3 separate regions of the Homo sapiens genome follow, and all the other regions are linked to region 3. A link is an interaction called in ENCODE POLR2A ChIA-PET data of the cell type or tissue named here. Cell type or tissue: MCF 10A. All regions are shown on one strand.

Region 1 (4,000 bases), 250 kb before region 3:
TACTAAGACTTCCCGTCTTCTGCTCTCATGAGTGTAAATGTTCTTCAGGACTACTCAGTGAAAGAGACATCATGGTGCTTTCACTGACATACACAAACATGCTGCGTTATACACACACACACACTTGCAGACACACACGCCTGCAGGCACACATGATCATTCACACATGTGCACACAATGCATTCATGTTCATGCCAACACACATGCAACCATACATTCTCACACATGCTCATTGTTACACACACACACTTACGCATATACCCACACTCACGCACCTACTCACACATATAAACTCACATGCATAAAATACTCACATCTGTGCTTACTAACCCACAGTCGATATCACACAAATACACTTATACAAACACTTTCACACAAACACACATTCACACATTCACCCACACGTCTTGTCCTCCACAGTATGCATACATACACTTATAAGCACACACACACATACTTACACATACTCTTTCACACGCGGACACACTCTCAAATTCACCCACAGACTTACAGCATGTATTTACATATAGATCCCAAATAAAAAATAGAAAAATAAAACATTTTTCTGCTTCCCCAGTAGTACCTAGCACAGTGCTGAACATCAAGCAAAAGCAAAGAAACAAAAACAAAGCGTTTGAAATAGCAGGAAGAAAACATTTAACTGACCAGCTCTTTTCTGGGTAAATTTATTTTGAAAAAGCAAACATTGGCCCTTTTATCGCTCACCAAAATTTTGTTGTAAATGTCACAAACTGGAATTTGTGGCATAGCATACATAAAAAAGAAGTATCAAAAGTCAAAATATAATGCACACAAGAATGGTTACTTCTCTAAGAAAAATGTCCAAACAAGGCGTGGTGTGACCAATACTTCAAGATTAGCATAATCATTCCCATTTGACAAGGGAAGACACCAACACCTGGAGAAATTAAATGGCTTTTGTCACTAAACTAAAACCTTCTTAGCAGGGAGAATGTCTAACCCATCCCACTTGGTATCCATAATATCAGCAAAATGAATGCCTGCCTGACCCCTTGTTTTCCTCTTCCTCTTCCTGCTGCTCTTCATCTTCTCCTTCTTCTCCTCCTTCTCATTCTCCTTCTTCTTATTCTTCTCCTTCTCCTTCTCCTCCTCCTCCTCCTTCTCCTTCTCCTTTTTCTTCTTCCTCTTCTTATTCTTCTCCTCCTCCTCCTCCTCCTTCTCCTTCTCCTTCTTCTTCTTCTTCCTCTTCTTATTCTTCTCCTCCTCCTCCTCCTTCTCCTTCTCCTTCTTCTTCTTCTTCCTCTTCTTATTCTTCTCCTCCTCCTCCTCCTTCTCCTTCTTCTTCTTCTTCCTCTTCTTATTCTTCTCCTCCTCCTTCTCCTCCTCCTTCTCCTTCTCCTTCTTCTTCTTCTTCCTCTTCTTATTCTTCTCCTCCTCCTCCTCCTCCTCCTCCTTCTTCTTCTTATAATGTCAGTATGATTATCTGTCAGGGCCGGATGCCAAAAAGCATTCCTCTCACACACACTAAGAGTTCAGGCTTAATCTCATAGGCATAAATCAGCCATAAGTCTTAGTGCTGGAACAAACTTGTAACAACCTAAAACCAAGTGGAAGCATATACCCTGTTCCCAAACTGTGTTTCACATGCCCTCAGGCAGCCTCACTTATATTTAGCTTTTGAGTGACCAGGGCTAGCTTTATCTGGAAGAAAGAAAGAGTTTTTGCCTAAGAATAAACTATACAGTGGTTGACTTTCTTCAGCTATTATTTCGAGCTTGAATAGAATCAGAGTAGACTTGACCCAAGATTTCCACAAAAGCAACAAAAGCAGTTGCTCACAAATAGGAACACTTGTGTGCTTTGTGGCTAAGCTGGGGCTGGCATGCCTCTTCTCCACCTTCACCCCTTACCCTGTACGGTCTGCAGTGCAATTAACTGGTATGAGCCGCTCTCTCCAGCAGGCCATGAGCTCCTTGAAGGTAAGGATCATGCTTTGTTCGTGAATCATTCCACATATGATTCATATGATTCATAGCTGGCTCCACACACTGTGCTAGGGCCTGGAGTGACTGAGATGAGTAACACTGGTAGGGCCCTTGTGCTCACTCCGTAGACAATTCCAGTTCAGTGTCTTGAGTGCTATGATTGGGAACGTTCAGGGTGCAGTGGGGGTCACAGGGAGGCCACCCACAGTGTACTCCAGACGGTTTCTTGGAGGCAGTGAGGTCTAGGTCAAGTCTCAGTCAATCTTGAGAGATGTGTAAGAAGGCATTCTCCTTGGCATTTGGTCAATGACTTCACCCCTTCCCTACACGTCTGGTGAAGCAACAATAGGATGAAGGCGATTTGCAGAGAAGGCAGGAGGAAATATGTAAGCCAAGACTGAGAGCCACCTAGTTCCAGGCTCATTTCCCTTGAGCACCCCATTAGCTCTTCCCAAACGCCCACCCCAGAGAGAGCTCCTTTGCTTGGCTCCCCTCCAATCCCCTCCTCTGTGCCCACCTCGCTGGCTCCACCAACCTGTCCTACATGTAATGACTTAGGACTTTTTAAAGTTTCCTCCTTTTCCATCCTTACTTTTAACCCCAACAGCTTTAGTGAAAACTTGCCAGAAACAACCTGCCAGGCCAGCTGAGAGAGGGAACGGCTGGTGGCCCAGTGCTTCCCCGCCGGCCGTTCTCTCCGCAGGTGCCCGGCCCCTGCCTCCGAGTGCGCCTCGCGGAGCGCAAAGCGCTGTCACGACTCGGTGGCCGAGGTGATTAATTAGCGGCGTGGCCGTGCGGGGGACGCGTGCTGGCCTCCACATCTGCCCCGTGCCAGCAGGGGTCAATATGCGGTGTCACTGCTTTCCCTCTCACTCCCTCCAAAGCCTAATTGGCTGTGACACGCGGGCCAGCTGTTGTGAGAGGTGGAGCGCGGCGGGCGTTTTCCAGGACGGAGGCTGAGGGCAGGTTGACGGGCCTGTGGAGAATGTGTGCTGCTTCCTGCAGGCGACCACGTCTTTGTTCCAAGGCTAGGGCAGGCTGGAGGCTCTGGGCACTAGCATTCTGTTTCTTTCTCCTGGCTTTCCTCCTGGTCACAGCCAGGAGGTTGGGTACGGAGGAAAAAGGAGAAGTTTCAGGGGTCCATAAAGGGGCATCAGGCAGCACTCCTGTCCCCTGAACTACCAGAAATCTCTCCCTCTCCCCAAATGAAATCATTGTGCCACTATCAATACTGTGGAATAAATTAGATCTCATTTCTTTCTGCTTAGGAAAATATGGGCTGGGGTTGGGAAGAGAAGAGAGTGAATGGGGTAATTTTGGAAGCTTGGGCACGGGGAGAGTAAGATGCCAGGGCTGAGAGGGGATCTGCACCTCCAAGAATTGGCTTGAGCATAGGAGGGAGATAGAACAGTGCTAGGAGCAGATACAGGCCTGGTATTGGCAAAATCGCAAAGGGTTTTTTCCCAATATGATTAGAGAGGGAATACCCTTTTTAAAAAATAGTCTTGCAAAGATGTTTTAGAATATCTCCCTACTCATAACAGAAGTGTCCTGAAAACCACCCTGATGATAATATTCTAACAGAATGAGCCATGCATCTCCCTGGATTGAGGAGAAAGCAAAGGGGAAGGGTCCTAACATTTATTGAGCCCCCACAGCATGCCAGGAAGGGTCCTAAGCACTGCTCTAATCTTTGGAGAGGCTGAGATAGGCTCCTTGGTCTCTCCAGATCCCGCCACTCAGGATTGACCTAGGTGGCCAGTTTGAATGATTGGTTCATTTGTTTAATTCAGTCCACAACTTTTATGGAACCTAACTCTGGGGCAGACACTGTGATGGGCACCAAGATGAGGAGCTGGAGGAGTCTACAGGTAAGGCTAGGGAGCAAAACAAGGCAACATGACAACCCAGGGTGGGAGGTGGGATGGGAGCGTCAGGGTTAGGGTCCAGGGAGGCTTCCTGGGAAGGACATTCTGAGCTGAGTCCTGAGGCTGAGCAGGCATTCATCAGGAATCAGTGGCAGAATTTGGGCA
Region 2 (4,000 bases), 76 kb before region 3:
TATTAATAATATGTTAATAGAAAGAATAAATCAAAACAGTCCCCTATTATGCTTGATAATAGGAAACATGGGAGCTTCAAAGCAAACTACCTAATTATCTGCACTGCCTTCTACCCCATTGGCTAGCCAGTTGCCCCAAGTAGCACAGAGTGGGCTTCCTTCCATAAAATCCACCTGATCCGGTCCAATCATCATATTCTGAAGATGGTTCGGGGGCAGAATATGACCAGTGACTTTAGAAATTCTCTTCACATGTGAGATAGTCCATTTCTCTAAAGGACTAAAAAAACTGAACTCTCTCTCCCTCTATTCCTGATAGGTAAATTGGAGCTCGGACTACACCTCTCGGACTACACCTCTCCTAAAAGAAAGAAGCCCAGATTCAAGAAGTAATTTGCCAAAAGGGAGGCGGTGACAAGACTGGGCTGGAATTGGGCCCTCAGGGTGAGTTACAACTGTGAATTCTTTTGTTCCTTTGTGTCCCAGAGCACTGGTATGCTCCAGTTATTCATCTGGGAAGGGTGAAGGTGGGTCCCTCTGCCCAGGTCTCCCAGCCCAAACATTCCAGGATTCACTCAACTCCCAGGCAACACCTCCTACAAGGGCCACACCAGCCCTGTGAGCCATGCTTAATACAGAGGTTTATTGAGGAATACTCTAACTCAACAAATTTATTTTAAAAATCTGTTAGGGGAAAATTATTCATGTTCCAAGATGGCTCTTGGCTTTGCTAAAAAAAAATAAAATTAAATTAAAAAAATTAAAAACAGACTGACGTACTATATGCCTTATATTTCTCTAAAGGCTCTTTTATTTCAAAATTCTGATTTATAGACAATTTCCCAGGAATGCTGCTATTGTGTAAATCAAGGTACACTTGTCCTGAGAGTGAGCTTCCCAGCCAGGGTGCCTTGTTTGGTTGTATAGTTTCAGAGCCAGATTGCGTTATTCATTAACTTCCTGTGTGAAAACCGAATAATAAAACTGAAGTGTGTTAAACAAATCCAGATGAGGGGGTTTAAATCACCTCCAGGTCACTAGGCTGAAAACCGCTGTCATTTCTCCTGGAACAAATATTCTCTACCTTACTCTAGCACCACATTATTAAATGGAGATAACAATATTTATGCCCTTCCCAAGGGGTAACAGGGATGGACAGCTCTCCTGGGTTGGGCCTGCTTGGATGAGGAAGTGACAAGCAGTGGGGAAACAGGTAGGTGGCCCCCAGAGTCTACTTCCAGCCCTGTGATTCCAAAACATGCACAGAGATTAGGGGCAGAAAGGTGTCTCGGGATGAGAAAGTGTGGTCTGGAAGAGGCAGGAATGTTTCTGTGACTAGCTATGGGAGTCAAACCCATCACCCCTTTGTAACAACCACTTAGCTCTTATTTCTCCCCAGGGATTTATGTGTGAGCGAACAGCAGGCAGCTGTCTCCTCGGCAGCGGCTGCCACCGGGAACTACAAGGCAACGTGAAGCCTGTGCTAGAAAAACCCCTCCTGGGCCGGTCCTGCAAGCAGCCAAGATGCGGTTAAAGATTCCAATTCTGATGGGATCCCATGTCTCCTAGGTTACAGCTGAGGACTGTGTTTTCCTTTATTACAACAGAAAATGTGTGTTCCCCAGGGACTGTTCAAACATCTGTATGAGGTACACCGTGTGTGTGTGCGTGTGTATGCGTGTTTGCGCGCCTGTGCTCACACACAGGCTCAGGCGGCAGCTATCATGACCTGGCTATTCAAATAACCCTCTCCAGATAGTTAAAATTCATGGTGCCTTATTGCTGTTCCAGCAGCCAGTCTGCTACAGATGTGTGGCGGTGCAGTTGCATTTGAAGCAAACAGTCTCAGAAGTCTAATTAAAATAGAGGAAGCGATCTCCTCCTCAAATTTCCTTTAGATTTAACTCCATAAAAATCACTAGGTAATATCCAACTGGCAGAGTGAATCATCAGAGCTGGCAGCTGGGCCAAGCAGGCAGAGCAAACAGACTTCTGGCCCCTGCTGGGGGTGTCTTACAAAACACCCACACCAGAGACTCCAGCCTCCTTGCCCTGTGCCTTCATCTAATCTTTTGTGGTCACATTTATGAAGCTATGATTATATGTCCATCTGGAGTTGGGAGGGGGTAAGGGTATTGTTGATTCACCTTAAAATCCACTGACCCAAAGTCACTGAAATGTGTGCTCAAGTGCTTTTCTCTGATTATTGATAAAAAAAAAAAAAGAGAGAGAGAGAGAGCCAGTTGCCTGGATATTCACACAAGCAAAATGGCACTACAGATCTAGTTATCCCAAAGGGAGATCCTTCGTTTGCTGATATGAGCATTCTAGCATGTGTTTGGAACCATTTGTCACCCATGTCTAGCCCAAGAGTCAGATGTAAAATGCCCCAGGAACTGGTTTGGGATGAATTTAAACTCCCTCTAAAGAAGGGTTGCCAAGGCTCCCTGGCTTCAAATCTTACCTACCTCTTCTCCCATAATAAGTTTAAAGTAATTCAGCATGTAAAATGTTCATGTTTCCAGTGTCCAAAATCTCAGGGCTGACAATGAATTTACCTGAATAGTCATTAGGTGCACACATTCACACATCACTGCTGAGGGCAGGAACTGCCGTGTAGCACAAGAGGCTCTGGATACGGAGTCAGAGAGCTGAGTCTGGTTGGAGGATTGGCTGCTCCAAGATAGCTAATTTTCCCCAGGGCTTCATTATTCATCTGGGAAATGATGGCACCCACCCTGCCTGCCTTAGACAGCTGTTGTGGGGTTAGATCTGATAGGAGTACTGTGCAAACTCTAAAGCCTCTGGTGTGCATTTAAGCTCTCAGCAGTCATACTGAGGATCAGCCAGCTTCTATGACATAGCTCGGTCTAGGCAGTTTTCAATCCTGGCTGGTGAACTTCTGAAACAATAGTGAAGCACAGGCCCATCCTTAGGGAGTCTGATTTCATTGTGCAGTTGGGCTAGTAGAAAGGAAACTGAGGTAGGTGACAGATTTGGGCCTCCCTTTCAGTAAACATACACTGCACATTTGGACCTGAGACATGAAGCCCTCAGTTTATGTATCAGTTAAATGGACATCACATAGTCTACATCTGGCTCCCCTATTCATTTCATTGATGTTTACTGACTATCAACTACACTTATTTCTTATGGTCACTGTAACAAATTACCTGACAATTGGTGGCTTAAAACAACAGAAATTTATTCTCTCGCGGTTCTAGAGACCAGAAGTTCAAAATCCGTTTCACTAGGCTGAAACAAAGATATCAGCAGAGCTACGCTCCCTCTAGAGGCTTAAGGGAAGATTCCATTCCTTGCTGCTTCTGGCTTCTGGTGGCTGCCAATGCCAACATTCCTTGGCTTATGGCCACATCACACCCATCTCTGCCTGTCTTCACATTGCCTTCGTGTGTGTGTGTGTGTGTGTGTGTTTGTAAAATGTCTCTATTTATAAAAACCCTTGCGATAGCATTTCAGGCCCACCCAGACAAACCAGGATTACGCCCTCATCTCAAGATCCTTAATTTAATCACATCTACAAAGATCTTTTGGACCTGATGTCTTTGGGGAACGTTTTCAGTCTACTATGCCTTTTATGGATCAGACATTGTGCTAAATGCTGAGAACATAGCAGATAAAAAGACCCTATTGTACTCCCAAGGAATGAAAGATTATTAAGGATCACAGACTCTCAGATTTGGACAAGACATTAGAAATGCGGTTCTCAAAGTGTAGTCTCCGGACCACCAACATCACCGGAGAATTTTTTGGAAAGGTAAATTCTTGCCCCCCACCCACCTTCTGAGTCAGAAGCTCAGTGGTGGAACCCAGCAGTCTGTGTTTTAACAAGCTTTCCAGGTGATTCTGATGCACATAATGTTTGAGAGCCACCAGTCTAGTGGGAATGAACTTTTTTATTTTAGTGTTCTTTCCCCAGCATCTCTGCTAAATTATATCCAGCTTTGGCTTAAATACTAACAATTTATATACCTGCCCA
Region 3 (4,000 bases):
TGTTGCAACAGGTGCAGAGACCATCTCCATCAAGCCAGTAGCAAGACTCCAGCTTCCTACAGGTATTTTCAGGAAGGGACTCTACCTGTGTCTTCACCTACCAAGAGCATTAAACCACAATGGAACTGAGAATGCCCCTGCCCCTGAACGTACATCCATCCTCATTCTTCTGATGGATATGCCGTGTTTATTCCATTGTTAATTTATTTATATAATATATCTCTCCTAGTTTCTAAACAGGATTTGAGGTGACAAACACTACCAATAGTGAAATGAATTTTTTAAATTAAAATTATATACTGGGAGCAGAAAAACAAATCATACCCCCACCAAAATAATAATGTGGGGCTAAATATTTGAATTGTGATAGAATGTTAAATGTCACTCTGTGTTTACAAGGTGACACAGAGAAAAGTAAAGCTTTACAAAATTGTTACGATCCAATCAAACTGTGTTTCCAACATTATTTATATGTCTAGCTGGCTTAGGACAGAGTCTATAATAAAAGAACATATGTAACTCATGACAATGGAGATCAGACCTGTGACCTCATGAACAGTGTTTGAAAATTTTTTACTTTTGTTTATTGACTGTATCTCACCTCTTGTGAAAAGAATTATAGCAAATGTAAAACAAATGATATATACAACAAGTTAATAAGGTGGAACTACAAAAACAGGAAGAGAGAAAACAGATAATATTAAATATAAGAGTTAACAGTTGTCTCTTTGAGGGCAGCAACTATGATAACACGGTTCAATCTAACATAGTTCTAAGTATGTACTTGGCACTTGTTATGTGTGAACATTTGAGCAAATGAATACCGTGAATGAGAGTCTAATTTGCCTTTGAGCTTCCTGGCGGCTAGGGCAAAAAGAGAAATAACCAGCTTATAGATATTTTTGCACCTGGATTAGAGTGGTAATTGTGGATTTGTTTGATTAAACACAAAAGAAAATGTACCCTTAATCCTCATACCTCCAGATTCTTGTGCCCAAGGAAGTAAACAGTGAATCTTTCCATCCCGCTCCTCAGCACAGTGCCTTGCATAAAATAAATATTTGTTGCATGAATATATTAATAAGATCATTAAAATAAAGGGTTTTTGATACATCTAAGACGTGTTTCCATTTCCTCCTTTCCTATCCCATCAATAACTTATCCCCAATCCTTTTTCAACCTTAAAGTTCAGAGAGGAAAAAAAAATTGTCAGGAGGGTATTGAAGGTGAAGGTATTCCAGGTAGATGACATGGCTTCAGCAAAGGCATCCGGGGAGAAAGTCAAGGTAAGTTAGAAAATCTCTGTGCACAGAAGGAAATGGGGCAACACAGGAGGTTCGAATACTGGACTTTAAGTTTATGACTCCACAGGCCATAGAGAGCCTTTGGAAGATTGGGATTGGAGGAGTAAAATAATCAGGGGTTTGGCCTATGCTTATTAATTCTGGTATCAGTGTGGCTAATGAATTCAAAGAAAGGAGAAGAGGGAGGTAGAGCAGATAAACTTAGTTACTCTAGTATAAGTGAGAAATTCAAGGTCTGGCCCAGGGCAGGGAAATGACCTTGAGGGGGATGAATGTAAGAGCAATATCAGAAATCAAGTCAAAAAGTCCAGCATCTGTTTAGCTGTGAAGTGAGAAGAAATGAAGGGGAAAAGGCATCAAAGAGGCTTGGGGAACAGTGTGGTAGTAATAGAAATAGGAAATGCAGGAGGAAAGCAGCAGGATGGGGTGCAAGAAGAAGTTTGGTGACTTTTCAAAATGTTTTCCCATCCATTATCTCATTGATTTCATATGCAAACAGAGTGAGATCCACCCTGAATGTCAGCTGAAAACTGCTCTGCCCCTGTTTAGAGCTGCCAAGTTTCAATGAGCAAACGTATGCCTTGATCCTTCTGGTGGTACCAGGGCACCCACTGGCAGGTGCCCTGCCCTCTCCAGGCAGCCCCAAAGCTTCGCCAGGGCTCAGCCACCCCATCCTGGCTCCGAGCCAGCAGCAGCTAAAAAGTGGGTAGTGAAAACACTGCGGCCTGCCATGCTTGCCAGGAACATGGATGGGTGTGCCCCGGAGTTCAGCCAGAGTCTCCCAGAACATCTGGGCAGGGTGGGGAGGGAGGAGCACAGCCATTGGAGTTTCTTTAGTGTCTCATCTTTCTTCCCGCTGGGTAGCAGGCTCTGGTTTCACCACTGACTCACTTCCAGGCACAGGCAAGTGGTTTCACCCCAGGCTGCAACTTCTCCCCTGAGCAATGGGACAGATAATATTTCTCACCTCCTTAGGACAGCAAGACATTAATGAGAGGGCTCTGCATGCTCCTGGCTGAGCCTCAGTTGGATGGCACAAGCAATTGCATAGAGAGAAGAAACACTGACCTAGTCATAAAAAGTCAGTCCTGGACGGGGCTCCAGCACAGAGCTGATCTAGCCTCTCACCTCGCAGATGAGGGGCCTCCAGTCTGTAGCCACAACCACTCCCAGCTGTCATCTGTTGGTTTTCAGATATATATGTTGGGGCCTCTTATGGATCCCTACATCCCAAGGAAAATCCAAATTTCTCTGCACAAGCTGGTCCCACTCAACATTTCCAGCCTCCTCTCCTTCATTCCCCTTCTCTCTTCCCTCCTCCTCACTCAACTCCAGGCGTTCACAACTCTACATTACACCCCCCCCACCCCGACACACACACACTGTGACTCAGACACTCCCCATCCATTTTCCTGGCACAGGTCTGTGCTCTGCTACCCAATCAGCAGTGTCCTCAGGCAGGAGTCCACTTTCCTTTCTTCTCTGCCCTGTTGAAAACCCACCTCTTAAGCCCTCAGACAGGTAATTAGCACCTCCTCTGCCTGGCAGGCTGTTTAGCATTTATCACAAGGTATCTCCAGTTTTCCTTTAGATATCTGCCTCCTTCACTAGAAAACACACAGATGTGTGACTTAGAGAGCTTAGTGTCCTCCCAGAGTCAGGCCCTGGTGACAGATGTGGGAAATGAAGAAGGAAAAATGCAGATTATAATAGGGTTTACAAACCAAGGGTGCAAAAAAAGGGGTACAGTGAAGTCTGCCTCCAGTCCCTGCTCTCTGCCCAGCTCTCCCTGATACATAACATGCCAGGTAGTAGGTTATGAGGTATCCTTCAGTTTCTTTAAGCATACACCCCAAAAACCACAACACAAATATAGATCCTTTACTTCCCGCTTTGTAACCCAAATCATAAACTTTTTTTTTACAGAGACCCTTTAAAATCTTTCAAGTTTCTCATATTCATCCTCCCTCTATTCCGATCTTCAACTCATAGGTTTAACTATCCATGAAACAAATAATACCACACATTTAATGTAAGTCACAGTACAGGTGCATCTTGCCTTTAAAAATGATTGAGTTCCTGGGAAATTATGTAAAATCACATTTGTATTAAAGTAGTCACATTTCCAGTGCATTGAAGGGGCATGTTGTTTAAAGATATTCAGGAGTGTATCTTCTTACCGATGAGGAAGTGGTATACTCTGCTACTCCCCAAACTGTTGATTCAGTTCAGATTTGCTAACACCTCATTCTTTTAGAACCCAGTAACACAGATTTAAAAGAGAGCAAGTTTCTCTGTCTAGTGAGAAAAAGGGTAAAATTTAGAGCCAGAGTTCCTCCCACAGAAACCCCTTCAAACCCCAAATACAGGGAACTGATAGCCCTGGTCGACCCCACCTTTTCATCTATGGAGCCAGACTCTGTGGACACATTTGCAGCTTCCTGGGGATTGGCAAGGTAGTGAGAAGCTGCTTCCATGATTTCAGCTTGCAATGGCACCATCTAATGATTTTAAAGAAATTTCTGTTAGAGACAGAGTCTCACTCTGTTGCCCAGGCTGGAGTGCAGTGCCATGATCATGGTTCACTATAACCTCCAGCTCCTGAGCTCAAGTGATCCTCCTGCCTCAGCCTCCCAAGAAGCTGGGACTACAAGCATGTGCCACCATTCCTGGTTAATTTTTTACATTTTTTGTAG

What was found. Peaks named below come from ENCODE experiments on the same cell type or tissue, not always from the same donor. Only the 100,000 strongest peaks of a DNase experiment are listed, where the experiment ranks them.
Region 1: POLR2A ChIA-PET joins it to region 3 with 5 read pairs; 1 of 35 experiments calls an interaction of 5 or more read pairs at or near these places.
Region 2: POLR2A ChIA-PET joins it to region 3 with 5 read pairs; 1 of 35 experiments calls an interaction of 5 or more read pairs at or near these places.

What each region holds. Positions count from the first base shown.
Region 1 is chr1:165,114,871-165,118,870 of GRCh38, forward strand. No RefSeq gene overlaps it. Among named protein-coding and RNA genes, the nearest start is that of LMX1A-AS2, 87 kb to the right of the region's middle. In MCF 10A, no CTCF peak of the experiment used is centred here; a DNase peak (open chromatin) is centred at 2,031.
Region 2 is chr1:165,287,032-165,291,031 of GRCh38, forward strand. The region is part of intron 3 of LMX1A (LIM homeobox transcription factor 1 alpha); the gene reads right to left. Among named protein-coding and RNA genes, the nearest start is that of LMX1A, 68 kb to the right of the region's middle. In MCF 10A, no CTCF peak of the experiment used is centred here; DNase peaks (open chromatin) are centred at 1,990 and 3,320.
Region 3 is chr1:165,362,798-165,366,797 of GRCh38, forward strand. No RefSeq gene overlaps it. Among named protein-coding and RNA genes, the nearest start is that of LMX1A, 8.1 kb to the left of the region's middle. In MCF 10A, no CTCF peak of the experiment used is centred here; DNase peaks (open chromatin) are centred at 2,104 and 2,704.